2 separate regions of the Mus musculus genome follow, and region 2 is linked to region 1. A link is a loop called in an ENCODE intact Hi-C map of the cell type or tissue named here. Cell type or tissue: gastrocnemius. All regions are shown on one strand. Links, peaks and the distances in the headings refer to the core of each region. The heading gives the core; the rest is flanking DNA.

Evidence for each region. Hi-C counts contacts between places; a loop is a spot of excess contacts. Peaks named below come from ENCODE experiments on the same cell type or tissue, not always from the same donor. Only the 100,000 strongest peaks of a DNase experiment are listed, where the experiment ranks them.
Region 2: it touches region 1 in a loop (1.9-fold over the local background); 3 of 42 quality-filtered maps call a loop at or near these places.

What each region holds. Positions count from the first base shown.
Region 1 is chr10:54,072,963-54,081,298 of GRCm38, forward strand. It overlaps Man1a (mannosidase 1, alpha), which reads right to left and starts at 2,775. Exons shown (of 13, transcript NM_008548.5): 1 at 2,564-2,775; 2 at 1,454-2,308. The coding sequence starts at 2,062. It overlaps Gm16998 (predicted gene, 16998), which reads left to right and starts at 2,960. Exons shown (of 3, transcript NR_038016.1): 1 at 2,960-3,891; 2 at 5,261-5,441; 3 at 8,003-8,119. In gastrocnemius, for the core only: a CTCF peak has its summit at 4,254; DNase peaks (open chromatin) are centred at 1,581, 1,880, 2,084 and 2,852; H3K4me3 peaks cover 3,894 bases; H3K27ac peaks cover 3,871 bases.
Region 2 is chr10:53,911,506-53,919,841 of GRCm38, forward strand. Man1a (mannosidase 1, alpha) reads right to left here. Exons shown (of 13, transcript NM_008548.5): 11 at 7,653-7,825. Among named protein-coding and RNA genes, the nearest start is that of Man1a, 160 kb to the right of the region's middle. In gastrocnemius, for the core only: no CTCF peak of the experiment used is centred there; no DNase peak of the experiment used is centred there.

The DNA.
Region 1 (8,336 bases), core at 186-8,185:
GAAGGGTAGGACTGTTGGCATTTCACAGAGGAAAAGCTGTCAGAGAAAGCAACCCAGGATAGCAGAAGCCGTCCCTCTACTGTGTCTCTGCAAAGCAGAAAGCATGCTGGATGATCAAACAGAGCCATGAGCCTGGAGGGTTAAAGGCTCATCTCAGAGGAGACTGAGAGGAACCCATGTCCACTTGAACTTGCTCAGTGACACCTTACCTGATCTCATCTGGTCTCACTCACCTCCTATGGCAACCAACCTGCCTCTACCCCTCTATCCCGTAGCCACTTTCAGTCTCTGCAGCCTCCACGTTCTGTTTACTCCCTTACAATGCTATCACGACCGTTTCCTGATAATGGATCCCATAGCAAAACAATGTCTTCACAAAAATACTACATCCATTGATAATGTAGAGGATGGACCCAGAGTTGGGATGCTATGCTTTTCCATAGTTCCTCGGGACTGGATTCCCAGGAAAACACAGAGAAAGCAGCCTGGAAGGACACATGTCCCCAGAGTCTGGTAACTGGGAAGCTGCAGCTCCTTCGTTCAGGTCTCAATTTGGTCATCAATGGCTTCTTGAGCTGTCATTCCTCAGTTTCACCTTTGAAATGACAGACTGAAAGGATTTTCTAGGGTTCCTTCGCCTTTAAGCTTGCAGAAACCAATCACATGTTGCGAGTAAAAATAACCAGAAAGAAATTACACAGGATTTACCAAAGTCCATGTTTGCTCTAGATTAACTTTGTCACTGAGCTGCTGTGGCAGGCTGACCTGTTGCATCACAGAGAACACCCCCTTCTTTCTGACAATGTTCTAGAAACACAGAAAACAGTAGATCTGTGTGTGTGTGTGTGTGTGTGTGTGTGTGTGTGTGTGTCTGCGTGTGCGTGTGTGCGTGTGATGTTTTAAATCAGTAAAAGACAGTATGTGGCCCATGACGCAAGGTCTCAGGTTTCAAGTTTACAGCCTGTTACACACACACACACCTGGCAGGGAGGGCCACATGACTGAACAAGGGGCGTGCGTTGGCTCACTGTTATAACCTGTGTCTCATGTGTGATTGATGCCCTGTGTTTACAGTCAGCTTCAATTTCAAACCACCTGCAAGCCTCTCTAAAGGGGACAGCTGCTCAGTACCTGCACAATGACTGCAGGGTAGACTAACTGCAGCCAGCAAGGAGGAGGCAGCTATCTCCTGTGCCCAGTGTATTCACTCACCCCTGCCTCTTATAGCTTAAGCTCACCAAAGCATGCAAGTTCAATGGGATTCAGCCCCAGATCCTCACTGGTCACTTATCCTGAGGTAGTAAAAGGAAAAACGTGTAGCCTTTGGCACGGTGGTGGAAGCGATGACTTCCCTCGCCTTTGCATGATAAAGGTGAAGTCCTAAGTTCCAATCGTTTATCAAACCTCCCAGAAAACAGCAGCGTGAGTGGGATTTCAGGCAGGCTTTACTCACCTCTTTGATCTTTGCCCTCTTCTCACGGATGGTGGCGTCAGCGGGCTCCCGGTTCTCTACCCCGACGGGGGGCAGGAAGTCCACCTTGGGCAAGCCCCTAAACAGATCCTTGTCACGCAGCTGGTCCTGGGCCACCTTTTCCTTCTCCAGCAGAATGTCTCTTTGGATCTCCTCCGGCAGCTTCTGCAGGGTCTCCTTGGCTTCCCTGAGAGCCCGCTCGTGGTTTTCGCGGATCCTGGCTAAGTTGTCTTCCAGTCCAGCTCCAGGGTCCCCAGGCGCGCCTTCCTCGCGGTGCCGGACTCTCCCCTCGGCGGCATCCTCCGCACGCGCCCCGAGCCCGGGCTTGTGCTCCGCCGGCGGCTGCAAGGCAGGGTTGGAGTGGAACAGGACCCCGCTGAGCAGCTTGGAGGAGTCAGGCAGGAAGAAGATTGCCCCGAAGCAGAGCGTGATGAAGGCGCTGAACACCAGCAGCAGCACGAACTTCTCGGTGAGGCGGAAGGCAGCGGGGCCAGACCCCTTCCTCCCGCCGCCAAGCCCCCCGCCCAGGCCACTGCCCAGGCCGCCGCCCCCAGGGCTACTGAAGAGCGGCAACAGGCCCCCCACGGGCATCGCTCCGGAGGTTGTAGCCGCCGGCTGACAGTCTGTCCAGGGGCCCGGCGCCGAGCCGCTCAGCAGCCAAACTTCGCTGCCGCCGGCTGTCAGCGGCTGCGGGGCCGGCTCTTGCGCATCCAGGCCGCCCAGAGCGCGTGTCTGGGCTGCGGGTCTCCCCGCTTGAAGCGGCTCCCCTCCGGCGATCCTCGCCGGGGCGGCTCCTTTGGCAAACAGGCACGCGCGGCAAACCGCTGGCTGCAGCCCCTGTTGGGGGGAGAGGAGACAGTAAAAGCGCAGTGGTTAGGAAGGTGCTGAGAAAGTTTCCAGTGGGGTCTCCGCCCTCCCCTGGACCCGGGATCCGCAGGACCGTATCCCGGCAGGCAACCCCGGGGTCCAGCCGCGGGCACCACCCTCAGAGCCCACTTTGGACTTGGGGTGAAGTTTTCCAGCCGCGGAGGCAGGGTGTCCCGCGACATCTGGGTCAGCACAGCGGGCACCTCGGTGGCAAGGGCGGCGCACCTCTGGGCAGCAAGGGCGCCGCGTGCGTAGGGGGTTCGTCAACTTCTCCAGCTGCCCATCTCCGAGCGCTTCCCGGCGGGTGGTAGCACGCGTACAGCCGGGTGGCTCTGAGGCCCCGGGACACGGCTCAGGTGAGCGAGCGCACCGACCTGCCGGCGTGAGCCAGCGAACCAGGCACCGTACTGCCCTCCGTCGCGGCCCCGCCGTGCACTAATAGCACTGCCGGTCTCCCGAGCGGTCGGAAACGAGGGCGGTGACGCGTCCGGAGAGTGACAGCGCGTCCGGGCCAATCTTACGCCTCCCAGGGTCCCGCGGGGGTGGAGCCGAGGCGGGGAGGGGGCCGCACGGGGCGGGGAGTTTACGGGAAGCGCTGCCTCTCCGGGACCCGGCAGAGGCGGGGAGGTCGCGGCTCCCCTGGGCTCCCGAGGACTGGAACTGCGCCCGGGAGCCGTGTTAAGACTCGCCCGGAGGACCAGAGCCGGAGTTGGTCCGAGCTTATTCCGCCCAAAACCTATTCAAGCCGAAGCCCCAAAGGTAGTGGATCCCCGAGTGACCACTACTAATATGGTAGCGACAGCTTGCCCCAGTACTCGAAATTGGCGATCCCGAAGAGCATGCAGGGGATTGCGGGGGCAAGCCGTGGTTTTGAAGTGGTTTTGAAGGCTTTTCTCCAGCCACCCCTTATTACCCAAGACAGGGATTCCCCGGTGCCCAATAACTCTCAAATCCAAAGTCTCCAGGCTCCTCCACAAAGCTTTTGAGCTCTCTACTCTACCTCGTTAAGAGCCTTTTACATCCTAGGCGACTTGGGGTTTGGGGACTGCTTGGGGCTCTAAGTATACACCCTCTTCCCCTTACAATAAACAACAACAACAACAAAAGTTGTATGACTCCCCCACACTCCCCCACACCCCCCCCACTTTCGAAATTCATTTACCTCATCGCAGTTGGTCAAATTTTCCATTCAAAGAAGACAGTTTTATGCTGCCAGAGCTCCAAGCAATAAATTGAACCCTGTTGAAATTAAGTCTTGGATGCGACAACTCCCAGCGAAGGCAAGACTTGGTCCAACAGAGATTGTTTTCAACACAGCCTTGCAGTATTCAGTCTCATGGAATGTCATGGAAACTGGCTCCACCTCCCATGACATCCATTGGAATGCCCTGCTGATATTGCATAGATCTACATTTTGACCTGGCTGGGAACCCCCTGCCTCAGGGTGAAGAGACAAGAAAACATTTCCCAAACTGTGTTATGAATCCCCTGTTGCTCCACAAAGAAACAGTTACCAGAGGGAAATTTGACTGACTTCCCACTCCTGAAAGCTGGTTTGTAGCAGCTCTGTTTACCCTCAACCTTCTCCGGAAACATGATTTTAAAGTGTGCCCTTTACTTGTCTTAAACCAGAGGAAAACAGCTGGCAACTTCCAGGAGAGTGCCCACAGCACAGTTGTTTCCAGGTGTTGTGCTGTGTGCATAAAGTAAAAAAGCCAAGGCAGAAATCCTAAGGTCGTTTTCGTTTAAATGTTAATTATCATTTTTAGCCATCACTGTTTGTTGTGTATTGGGTTTGTGCAAAATGAGCCAGTAACATAGTCAGAAGTTCTGGTTAATAAGAAATTATGGCTTGATAAATGTGACTTCATAGCTTGATTATTTTGATACTTGCTATGAAATTCTATGCCCAGAAGAGTGCAGCATATCCAAGCAGGGTAATAGATTTAGCTCTAAAAATGAAAGCAATAATGTTTTCTTTTAATGACGAAAAGGTAAATTTCTTTCAAAGTACATTTGTAGGTTGTGCTTAGGTTGAAAACCTAATGACTGAAATAATAGTGTTTATCTCAATGAGACCCTTGAAACAGCTACCTCACAGAAAGGAAGACAGATCCCTAGAAACAGGGGCTAACTCCTGAGGAAGCCAGTTGCTTTCTTTCTGGTCATTTGGTGATGGTAATTGTGCTGCCATTATTTTTCCAACTATGTTTTAAAAATGGGATTAATTTTAAAGAGACAGGAATACCTATGAACTTTGATTTAATTTGGTATATGTATTCCAGAAAGTAATAAAATCAACCTTTAAGTACATATACAAGGATATGACAGAGAAGTCTTAACTAATTCTGTTTCTAAACTCCTTAATCTTGACTCCAAATCAATCTGGGAATTTAGGATACTTCCTATAGTGGATGCATTAAAAATTTAGCACATCGAAATTTAAATTTTATTTATATATATTATTTCTAAACTTTTAAGGGGACTGTTCTTTTTATTTTGGTTCACTTTTGTGACACTTACTTTAAGATTCCCCCATCCCACCCCACCCCCAGTTTATCATTAGATGTAGGTTTATTGTAATTAAAGTTTGGTTTTGATAATCTACTTAACAAAGAGTTAGCCTGTGTGATGGAATATAAGTCCACATTCAAGGATGCCCATCTGTGTGAAGCAGGTTGAGAACGTGTTGAGAAATGCCCATACTCGGGCTACAGAAGGTTTGAAACAGACTCACAGTGGAGTTATTTTAAGGCATATGCTAATGAAATCTGCCTTGCAAATCTCTTTATATAGCCACCCAAGGCCCCATGTATGTATGGAAAGCAGGGAGGACAGACAGCAGGTAAGAATGAGCATGCTATAGCGGGCTGCCACGGTGTCTTGATCTCAGTGCTTAGAGCTCTTTATCTTCTCTCTCAGAAAAACATGGAGATGGGAAATGAATGAGACTACTTCCAGTTTCTCAAGCCATGAATCTTTATTCTGTCTCTTGAGTGAAGACTGCAGCTTACCTACCTGAAGGAATGCCTTGATCTTTGTGAACCCAGCGGTTTTGACAGGACTACTGTTTACTCATTGTGAATGGGCTAGCATAAACTTGGTCTGTCTGTCTGTCTATCTGTCTGTCTGTCTCTCTCTCTCTCTCTCTCTCTCTCTCTCAGCTAGTCCTTCTGATGTAAAGCTCTCTTGTCCTGTTTGCCACTTACCTATAAGTGAATTCTCACTTTATCTCTCTTTCAGTACTTTTATCTCAGTGTCTTTCTTTAACAATTTGTAGATACTTATGTTTTGAAATTTTAAGAATAGTCAAAGCATTCTCTGGTTAATATGGCTACTTGAATTTCAGAGTTGTTTTTTTTTTTTCCAAAAATAAATGAACGAAAGGTAGATTTAGCATTTATAGTACCATAATTGTAAGCACAACTCAAGGAAAACTGGCAATATTTTAGCAAGTTAATAGTGTTGTAAAAAGCAGTGCATGGAGGGTGGTGAGATGACTCAGTGGTTAAGAGCACTGACTGCTCTTCTGGAGGTCCTGAGTTCAAATCGGAGCAACCACATGGTGGCTCAAAACCTACTATAATGAAATCTGAAGACAACTACAGCGTACTTACATATAATAAATAAAATCTTTAAAAAAGAAAAAAAAAGGCAGGGCAGTGGTGGCACACACCTTTAATCCCAGCACTCAGGAGGCAGAGGCAGGCAGATTTCTGAGTTCAAGGCCAGCCTGGTCTACAAAATGAGTTCCAGGATAGCCAGGGCTATACAGAGAAACCCTGTCTCAAAAAACCAAATCAAACCAAACCAAACCAAACCAAACCAAGCCAAACCAAGCCAAACCAAACCAAACAAACCAAACAAACCAACCAAACAAACAAACAAAAAAAGCAGTGCATTTTTAAAAATGAAAGCACTAAAAGCTTTCTTGGGTATTTTCTTCAATCCTCAAGTGATAATTCTATGAAAGATTTTTTTAAAGATACTAATTTTTTTTGGATTCAAAACTAAAATATATCTCAATGAATAAGTAGATTTGATATAGATAACAAGTACTGAATATTTTTAACAAGTTACATCCCTGATTCATAGAGTTTCTAATTTACTTCAAATCCAGGTCAGAATGGCTCTTGAGTTTTCATTTTAAAAGTAAAATGTAATCTGAAGAAAATAGTTTATTGTGAATGTCAATCTTGACATTTCAATACTTCAATGGACAATCCTGAATTTTATATTAACTTTCACAAAACAATTAATTAAAGACTTAAAGGGAACTATCAGTAATATTGGTACTTAAATTGGAGGGCATAGTCTATTTATAATGCCGAGTTTTTGTTTTTTCTTCCCCTATATTTACCTTGGATGGCTAAAGTAGTAGAATACTGTTATAGAAATCCCGTTACCCTTACAAATAAGAAAGGAAGGAGTAGCTAGCTATACAGGGTTGAATCCTTATGCCCACCTTGACTCTGCGGGACCAAGTTAAGACATCTATTTTTGTTTTAGCAGTTACTTAGAGATATCAGAATCCCCAATTTTAAAACATCCTATAGCAGAAATATTTGTCAACTGGCTTTGAGGAACTTCCCATGGAATTCTCTGTAGAAAGGAAGTTGTAAATAGTGCTTTGGCTTGCCAGTATCCTCTATGAAAGTGTGGGGCTCTACAGAAGTCTACAAAAGTGTTGGAGGAAGATACTATTACAATGCCAGTAGTCAATGTAGCATTATAAGTTTTCATTCAGTTTGAACATTGGAGCTTGAAGCCAAAGTGCCTTTAAAGAAGAAAAGTGATGATAGTCTCAGAGAAAGTTCTCAAGTTTCAGGATGAGAATGGTGTATGGAAGTTCTCAGATGTAGTTTCCATGAGATTAACCAAGAGCCTGAATAAAATAAGCCTGTAGAGTACCTGGGCAAGGGATTGAACAAGAAATTTATTATTGAAGACATTGTATACCCTTGGTTTTGTGACCATGGCACATGAGTTGCCTGTGTTCTGTAGCTCTTGTACTATATCTGCAGCATTGTTGTGGATTTCAAGCAAAATGTTTGAAGTGATGTCTGGCATAGTAGGCACTGAAGAAGTTTAAATAAATTTCTCCCTTTCCCTTGTAAGAGAATTAAATGCTAGGCCTGGAAAAAGACAGGAATCTGTCAGATTCTCAAAAGAATGATCCTAAAGGAGGGAGAAGGAAAGACATTACGGATGTGTCCTATAATACATATCCTGAAATAACTTCCACCCCAGGAAGGGATACATTGGCACCTCCATCCAGCCGTGCCCCGGAGAGGGCTATGTGGCATCCCTTCTCTCTTTGTATAGGCAGGATCAATACTAAGGCACCCCAAACCTTGAGAAAGTGTGAGTGATAGCAAAGTCTCAAAATGAGCAAAATGACATTCATGACAGTGCTTGAAGAATCTGAAGCCATGGGTTCTGGGCAGAAAAATCTTCATAGGGGATGTTAACAGTAGCCATTAAGGACGTGAGAAGATACATTTATGGCTTGAGAAGATACTATTTCAACAGAGTGAAACAAAGAGCAAATCTCTCTCCAAGAATAGGGAAAGATCATTTTTCCTTTCTTAGTTTTGAATACATTATAAATATTTTAAAATAGTTTTTCTTGAAAAATAACATTTATTCCATTTTCTGTTTCAGAAAAGATCTTATGCTGGTTCAGAAGCAAATAGAAAAATAGAACTCAGGATTGAAAGATTTTGATACATTATTCTGCCCAATTGAAAGATTTTTTCATGAAATAAAGTGAAATAAAACTATGTATGCCCACTCTTATTTTGGAGAAATAGTCTGCAAGCACGACACAAGAGCACTTGCCTTCCGTTTTTTCATTGAAAAGTAAGCATGCTGTTTGTACAGTATGTTCAGTCTTTCTTATTGTCCTTGAAGGCAGAATCTTGACTTCACTCGGGTTCTCTGTGGCAAGAAATTCACTTGTGGTTCTTTGTTGATATAGCTTCTTTTTCAAGTTCAT
Region 2 (8,336 bases), core at 173-8,172, 160 kb before region 1:
CTCAGACTATGAGAAAGGTTCTCTGCAGGCAAAACGCCATCATCCAAAGTTGGAATTTGTGGAATGAATTTCAGGGGCAAAAGCTTGAATCAAGAACACTGCTAAAGGGCTCCTCTGCTGGAAAAGAACTGTCTTGGAATGTGCTTCCCTATGTTCAGCCACCACCATACACAGAGGCCACTGCAGCTAAGGCAGAGAGGCTAGGTTATTCTGGAGCTGGCAGCAGAACTTAGCAGTATTGCTCACAAGGTGGTAGATTTGCAAGCATGCACCATGCAAGAATTCCTGGGTGGGGGTGGTGGTGGTGGTAATTAAGTCTTACATCAACGAGTCCCAAAGTGGCTAAGGCTAGAAGTGTTTGACAGGGTGGGATTCTTTATCAGGAGGCTTGGAGAGACCATTGCATTGAGCTGTGATGGCAAAGCCTAAGCTGCAAAGGAGATACCAGGATGTTGGAGTTGCCAGCACTATTGGCCGTCTGTTGATGATATCAGTTGGCTTTATGTGTAACAAGCCAAAAGGTGAGGATACCTGGGCTGGCTGCAGTTTGCAGAACTGGAGAAGTAGGGTTCTTTAAGGCTCCTGGATCTCACAATGATGGAACTACAAACACCAGAAGCCAGGCACAGAGCCATAGGCTTTCCCGGTTTTCTTTCCTTTGGGTTTTGGTCCTGTATGACCAATCATTCCTTGCCATTATCCCATGCCCCCCATTTGGAAGGGAAACATTTGCTCTATGTCACTGTATAGTGGAGGTACATAATATGGAATCTTGATTGTAGAGAGATGGTTAAGGTGACCGTAAGCCTTAGATGATTTTGTACTTCTGCTTTTAAACAAAGCATTTTGCATCTTGAGATGACTGTGTGCCTTTTCAGGGGTCAGGGGTAGGAGGTTACAGACTAAAGGACGTCCGAATCTCAAGCTGAGTTGTCAGAGGTTGTACTTGTGATGCCTCACTGTCTACCCAACCCCTTCAGCTCTGAGCACGTCCATGAGTACTGTGAGCATGGGAGGGTGCTTTCAGAGGTCTTAACTGAGGAGGGAAGAGTTACTGTCAGTGTGTGTCATACATGAATGTGGTTCCAAGACTGAATAAAACCGGAGAAAACATTTACTTCTCTCTGAATCCTGTCTGTGGACATAAACAGCTATTTCAAGTTCCCTCTACTAGGCTTTTTTTTTTTTTTTTTTTTTTTTTTTTTGCCATGAAGAATATACCCTTAAACTATGAACACAATTCTATCTCTTTTAAAATATGTGTGCACATGTGGATTCCTATATGAGTAGAAACATGTGTATGGAGGCTGGAGAACAACCACAGATGTAAATCTTATGAAGACAATCACATCCTTTGAGATAAGGACTATTGTTTGCCTGAAGCACATCAATTAGACTAGACTATTAGGATTGGCTAGGCATTCCCAGGGATCCTCTTGTCCAAACCTTCTCAGTGCTGAGATTAAAGGTGGATGCTTCCGAGCCTGGCTTTTTGTGGGGTGTTAAGACTTGAACTCAGGTCCTGGTGCTTACAGAGCAATTATTTTAACCAACTCTGCCATTCCATGGCTAGTCTTTGAATCATATTTCAATCTCCTGAAAGTTACAGGCCTTTTCATGCTAGTAGAGAAAAATGTTCATAAGCTAGAAAAGGGGTTTGAAAAAAATATATACTTAGAAAATACAGCTCAAAGAAGAGGAAAGAGAAAGCATGTAGCAGCCATGAAGGCTCATGAGTGAGCAGGGACACTGCACCCTGTGCTCAGCCACAACCAACAGATACTGACAATGAGGTCATTGATTTTTCATATGAGAACGTAAGGCAAAGGAGAAGAGAGCAGCCATCCATGAGAAGCACTAAATTGCTAGGTTAAAGAAAGCTGAGCCTATGTGCCATATGAACAAAGAAAATAAAAATTCCCCATGTTTTAGTGCTTAAGAGGAAATCTTTCAAAACTTAAATGACGATCTAAAAACGATGCTTCAATTAAATTCTAAATATTATACCATAAGACAATTGAGAGAGCACTCCAAAGGCAACATCTACATCCAACTATTTTTTTCTTTCCTTCTTATGATAGAAAGGGCTTTTTGATAAGCAGCCAAGTATCAGATGAGAGGATTAAGCCAAATTTTATTTTGTAAATTGAGAAAAAAAAAAGGTCAGCACTAAAAAAAAAAAAAAAAAAAAAAAAAAAAAAAAAAAAAAAAAGTCAGGTGAGGTTATTCTGGGATATAATGAAACTGAATTTCCAAATAGTTCCTTAAAATGATCTTAACCACCAAACCTTCCATAGCCCATTCATTCCCGTGAAGCTCTTTTGGTGATAATAAGCAGAGAAGCCAGAAAGGACAATTAGCTCTCATTTCTATCCATGGGAATTTTCATGAGTTCTTTCCTTTGATACAGAGCTGGCAGGTGGACAAGGTGGTCCATGCCTCTGTATCAAAGGAAAGAAAAAGATTTCATCATGTAGGAGGCTCAGGCAGGAATACTGAGTTTGAGGCTGGCCTGGGTTAGCTAATGATACCCTGTGAGAAGCAAACCACAAAAACCCAGTGACCCGAGTATCTCGCCATCTCTCTATTCAACCAAGCAACCAAGGAAACAAAAGAGACCAGAAAAGGGGAAGAGAGAAAAGCGTTGCCTTTGGGTATAGACAACACAGACATCTTCCTTGTCAGATCATGCCTACTCATAGTTTTGCTCCCATAATTCCTCATTGGACAATAAGAACAAGAGTTGTGCTGGGTAGTTTTTGTTAACTTGACATAGGTTTTATAGTCATTTGACAGGAGGGAACCTCAATTGAGGAAATGCCTCCATAAGTTTAGGCTGTAAGCAAGCCTGTAGAGAATTTTTTTAAGTTAGTGATTGATGGGGGATGATCCAGTTCATAGTGAATGGTGCCAACCTGGTCTGGTGGTCCTGGGTTCTATAACAAAGGAGACTGAGCAAGCCATGAAGAGCAAGCCTGTAAGCAGCACCCTTCCCTGCATCAGCCCCTGCCTCCAGGTTCCTGCCCTATTTGAGTTCCTGCCCTACTTCCTTCAGTGATGAGCAGTGTGATGTGAAAGTATCAGCAAAAGAAATCCTTTTCTATCCAGTTTACTTTTGGTCATGATATTTCAGCACAGCAAAAGAAACCATGGCTAAGATAATTGTCAAGAACACAAAGATGGTGAGAGTGGACCACTGGCCTCAGGTCTAGATTGCTAATTACAGTCTCTGAAATTCCTTAATATGGGCAGAGCTCTCAACAAAGGCAAAGCAATATTCACTACAATAAAAAGGCCTTTTGGTAGCCTAGTTATTTTCAAGCTTTTGAGGCTTTAGATAAATTAAAAATAATCTAGAAATGAGGATAATGTAGAAGACTATTTAGAAGAACTAAATACCCCCAAGTCAAAGTCTAAATGCATGAACTGAACACTTGTATGCACTGGCTGGAAATGCTATCACGAGTTCTCTTATTTTGTATAATTAATATGTACTTATAACAAAATTTCCCCAAACAAAAGTGTAAGTGTTGAGATATAAGGCATATGAAGCTAGGCACACCAGGCTTTCTGGGCTAACAGCACGGATTCTCATCCTAACCGTTTCTCGACAGTGGACACTGCCACATCTTGAGCAGATCATTTCATTAGTGTGCTCTGGCAGTGCTCAGCCTCTGGGCATTTTGTGTAAGGGCTTATGTTATTAGGGACCAAATGTGCTGCAGCATGCCAACAGCAGAGGACAGGATGTTAGGGCTGTTTATAGTGACTGTAGCTTGAATCAGTGGATGGAAGACAAACCTGACCCCGAGTGATTATAATTTGGGGTTGGCTGAGGAAGCCAATAGCCAGCAGGACCAGTCAGACTCAAGTCAGGAAGCACTGCTATGAAGATAGGAACTGAACAGCCAATCCACAGAGATTTGTAAGAGTCAACCCCCAAGCTATAACACCATTGGTGGTGTCTGCTTGAAATTTCTCTGGTCTCAAGGAAAAAAATAACAAAGGCTCAGGAAACACAAATAAATCAGAGCGCGTTTGGGAGGAAGGATCACAGCTGGGGAAGTAGCAGGCGTATTGGGAAAGAAACACGATTCTCTCAGATTCGGAATGTTGGTGTGCAAAGCCTGAGGTGCACGGCATCAAAGAAAACTGAAGAAAGCAAAAGTCCCATGAGGACTTATCTTCTGTGGATCAGCTGTGACATTACCTAATCTGTACGAATAAGTAGGCACCGCTATTATTCAGATAAATCTTATCTGCCAGCTGTCACATATTCAATTGGGACAAATGCAATACCGTTCTTGCCATTACTGACGGATAGCAAATGAAGTACCAGCTAGAAGTTCCTTTTGGGAGGTGTGTTCACATGTGTCTGAATGATTATGATTACTGGTGTACTATTTACTCAGGAAGGCAGGCTCCAGTGTTGCACGGTGCCTATGTACACTGTCCTAATGTACTTAAAATAATTATCCTATCTAATGAAGACATGGAAATCGGTTTTACTGAGTCTATATCAGTGAAAGAACACTGGGAAAAGGATATTATTGTGTGTGTGTGTGTGTGTGTGTGTGTGTGTGTGTGTGTGTAATACAAAGTTAACTAGGTAACTTTGGGTATGGATTCTCACTTTCTGTCTTGTTTGTGACAGGGCCTCTTATATTCCTACGCCACCCCTCCTGGCCCATGGATTTCTGTGGATTCTCCTATCTCCACCTCTCATCATGTAGTAGAAACACTAGGATAATGGACATAGGCTAGCATGCCTGGATTTATGTGGTTTCTGGTGATCTGAACTCTGAGGCTCCAGTGTGCAAGGCAAGTACTTAGCCAATGGGCCATCTCCACAGCCCAGAATGTTGTGTGTGACTATAGAGTTATACCAGGTGATTTTTCGTTTCCATACATTTTAGTTGAGTTCCCTGAAAAGTGACATGCAACAGAGGTTGTGAGTAGGGAGTTTATTGAGAAGACATCCGGAAGGAAGTGAGTCTAGATGAATAAAACAGGAGGCATTAGGTCCTGTGCAATGAGTGGGCTCCAGCTGTGTGCAATGGAGGAACAGGTCATGGGCTGTGCAGTAAGCATGAGCAATGGTGAAAGTGTTCTTTAAAGAAGAATAACATGGTTAGACACCAGCTCTAGAATCTCATTGGCTAAAGACTGCCTTTGGAGCCAGCTCCCCGACTGCAGTGAGCTGCCTACTGGAAAGTGATCCCACTTCTTCCTGGCATAGCTGCTACCTGTGATCTCTTAGGGCTTTTTTAGGAGGAGCAAAAGCTAGCATCAGAATTGCTATGAAGCAGGGCATTTCTGCTACACAGGAAGAGCCCTGCACTGGGGTTGCTGGTGAAGTGCAGGGAGCATGAGAATGGGCAAGTGTTGGTCATGACTGGAGAAAAGGCAAGACCTCAGGAGTGTGTGCTCAGCACTCCAGCTGAGCTTTAACTGGAATTACTAGGAGCTAAATCAGGAGACACCTTGGTTTGGACAGAGGGAAGTAACTTCCTAGCACATGTCACATTAAATAAAGAATGAGATATGACTCACCTATAGGAAACCAAGGCAACTTTTACAAAGACACTCCCCTCACTGGAAGAATCAAGCAAAACCATTTACTGCCCACCAAGTAGCAGAGATTTCCTATTTTTGATAGCCTTTGTCATACACTTTTTTTTTTTTACATTTAATATCTATAATGTTGTCATGAAGTGTTGCCGTGAGTAGTATGTGAAATGACGTTGCCTCCTACAGATTATGCTGTTAGGTTTTTCTTTTAATTTTGATTGTATGTGTGTGTGTGTGTGTGTGTGTGTGTCTATGGGTGTGTACAGATATGATGACCTGTGTGAGCATATGTGGAGGCCAGAGGTCAATGTTGGGTATCCTCTGTCACTTTGTATTCTGAGGTAGCTCATTGCTGTGGCTAGACTGGCTGGCCAGTTGAGAATCTGCTTGTCTCTGGCACTCTTATCATTGTGGGGATGACCTGATTACACAGCCGAGCCTGTATTTTACATGGCTTTGGGGGTTTCTGAATGCAGTCCCCCAAGCTAGTATAGTAAGCTACATCTTTCTTGAGATAAGATGCTTTCAAACTTGGTATAGAGCAGAGCATGACCTTGAGCTTTGATCCCGTTGTTTCCTGAGGGCTGAATTGTAGGTGTGCACTGCCATGCGTAGTGTTTTGGTGCAGTAATCAGGCCCTAGGCCCATGTGTTGCAATACAAGCATTCCAGCGACTAAACCACACCCCCAGCCCTGGTGTCTGATCTGATGAAATACATTATTCTTGATGTTTCCAATTTAATCAGTATTTGCAATTCAAACTCATAATTCCTTTGCAGGCCAAGTCCCAGCCAGCCCCATACCACAGAGGCTTGGATGAAATTCACTTTTTAACATTTGCTTCCAGAGGAAAAAATGTAAATCTAAACAAGAGGAGTCACTACTGATTGAATATAATTAGAGAACAGAATATTTTCCTAATTGAGGAAAATATGTAATAAAAATATTAAAAAAAGAATATTTTCCTTAAAATGACTATTAGTGATAACAGATACACTAGGCTGGTAAAGAAGGTTAATCAATGGCCCCCTGAGGTGATATTTAGCTTGACATGGACTTCCTGAGACTTCCCAGAGAAGTCCTTTCTATGATCAGTGTTTAAGGCAGCTAGCTTTCTACCAAGAAGCTAGGGAGAATAGAGTAATTAAAGTGTCTGCTTGCTCTTATTCTCTGTGTTTTCTCCTACTCCTTTCTGCATAATAGCCCTTAAAACTAGCCACGGTTTGATGTATAGGTGAGGGAAACTCCTACGAACCTAGCACCACAGATCTGGGAGATAACGTTCCATATTTGGTAGGAAGAAACCCAGGAAAAGCAGTTAAAGCACCATATTGAGGTAGAGTAGAGAAATTCTACTGGTGGACAGCCATTGTCCAAGGGAAACTGTTCTCTAAGTTCTCCCAAGAGCTAAGCATATAGCTCTTCCCAGGACAGTGGCTCTGAACCTTCCTAACGCTGACATCCTTTAAGACAGTTCTTCATGTTGTGGTGATCCCCCAACCACAAAAGTATTTTCATTACTACTTCATAACTGCAATCTTGCTGTTGTTATGAATCATAATGTGAACATCTGATAGGCAGGCTATCTGATAATGCTACCCCGAAAGGGGTTGTGAATCATAGATTGAGGACCTGTGCTCTATGTAAAAGCATAGGGTTTCATTAAAGCAAAGCCCAAGGAGCAATGGGAACACATGGGTTCTACAGTGATTTCAAATAGACAACAGACAGTGCTGAACATCTAGAAGCTGTCCAGCATCCCCAGTGGAACAAAGCAACCATTCTTTCTACAGTTAGGATAACTTCATGCTGTATCATGCCTTTCTAGAGCTTCCTGTCTAGATCTATATGCTTCAGTATTCAAGTCTACCTGTAATGCAGTTTTATTCCTGCTCCGTAAGCCAAAGCTAGAGCCCACTCGACACAGTGAATTAGCCGGAAACGGGCAGCCCTGAGCGGAATGACCTTGATAAAGGTATGGAAATCTCAGAAAAGTTGCCACAGCAGGTTTGCAGTCTACACTGAACATTTTTTTGCACTAAGAAGTTGATCTGTAAGAAATATGCAAGCTCAAACGTCACCTCCACGGCTTCCCAGGCCCAGGTCCTGTACTTGGGGTCGTGAGTCAGTCGCCACATGTACATGTATGTCTCGATGACCTCGGGCCGTAAGATGTAATACTTTTCATTTTGCCTCGTGGCAATAGCTTCCACACCGCCATCAAATCGAAACGCTTCCGGTCCCAACTTCACATCTAGAGCACATGCAATCAGTTAACAAGGGTTACCTCCTGAACAAGGGTAGGACCTTGACAAAAAATCAGAAACCCCAGTGTGATTAAGGGCTAGTTAGACACACCATACAATACACAATAGTCAAGATATTTCTAAATTTGTATCAGCTAAAAGAATCCATTTTAGAAAGTGACAATTCTTTTTTTTTCTCCTCTTTGTCCCCCTTTACCTCCTATTTACTAAACACCCACTGGGTGTTTAGAAGGTCCTGCAGCCATATTTGCTAGGTAGCTGAAAGCTTGGTGGTTGAGAGTTCTCTTAGAATGTCACAAAAGGCCGGTTATTTAATCTTTGCATATAAATGCCTATTTAATAAATGGGAAGTCAGACATATAATCTCCTTATGGGGCTTTGGGGAAGTTTCTTTTTGTATTGAGTCGGAGACCCTTGCTCAGTGTTACTGAGGTAAAGCAAAGGCCAGTAAGTAAGCTCAAACTTGAATGGCCTATTTTTTTGTTACTCGATACACTA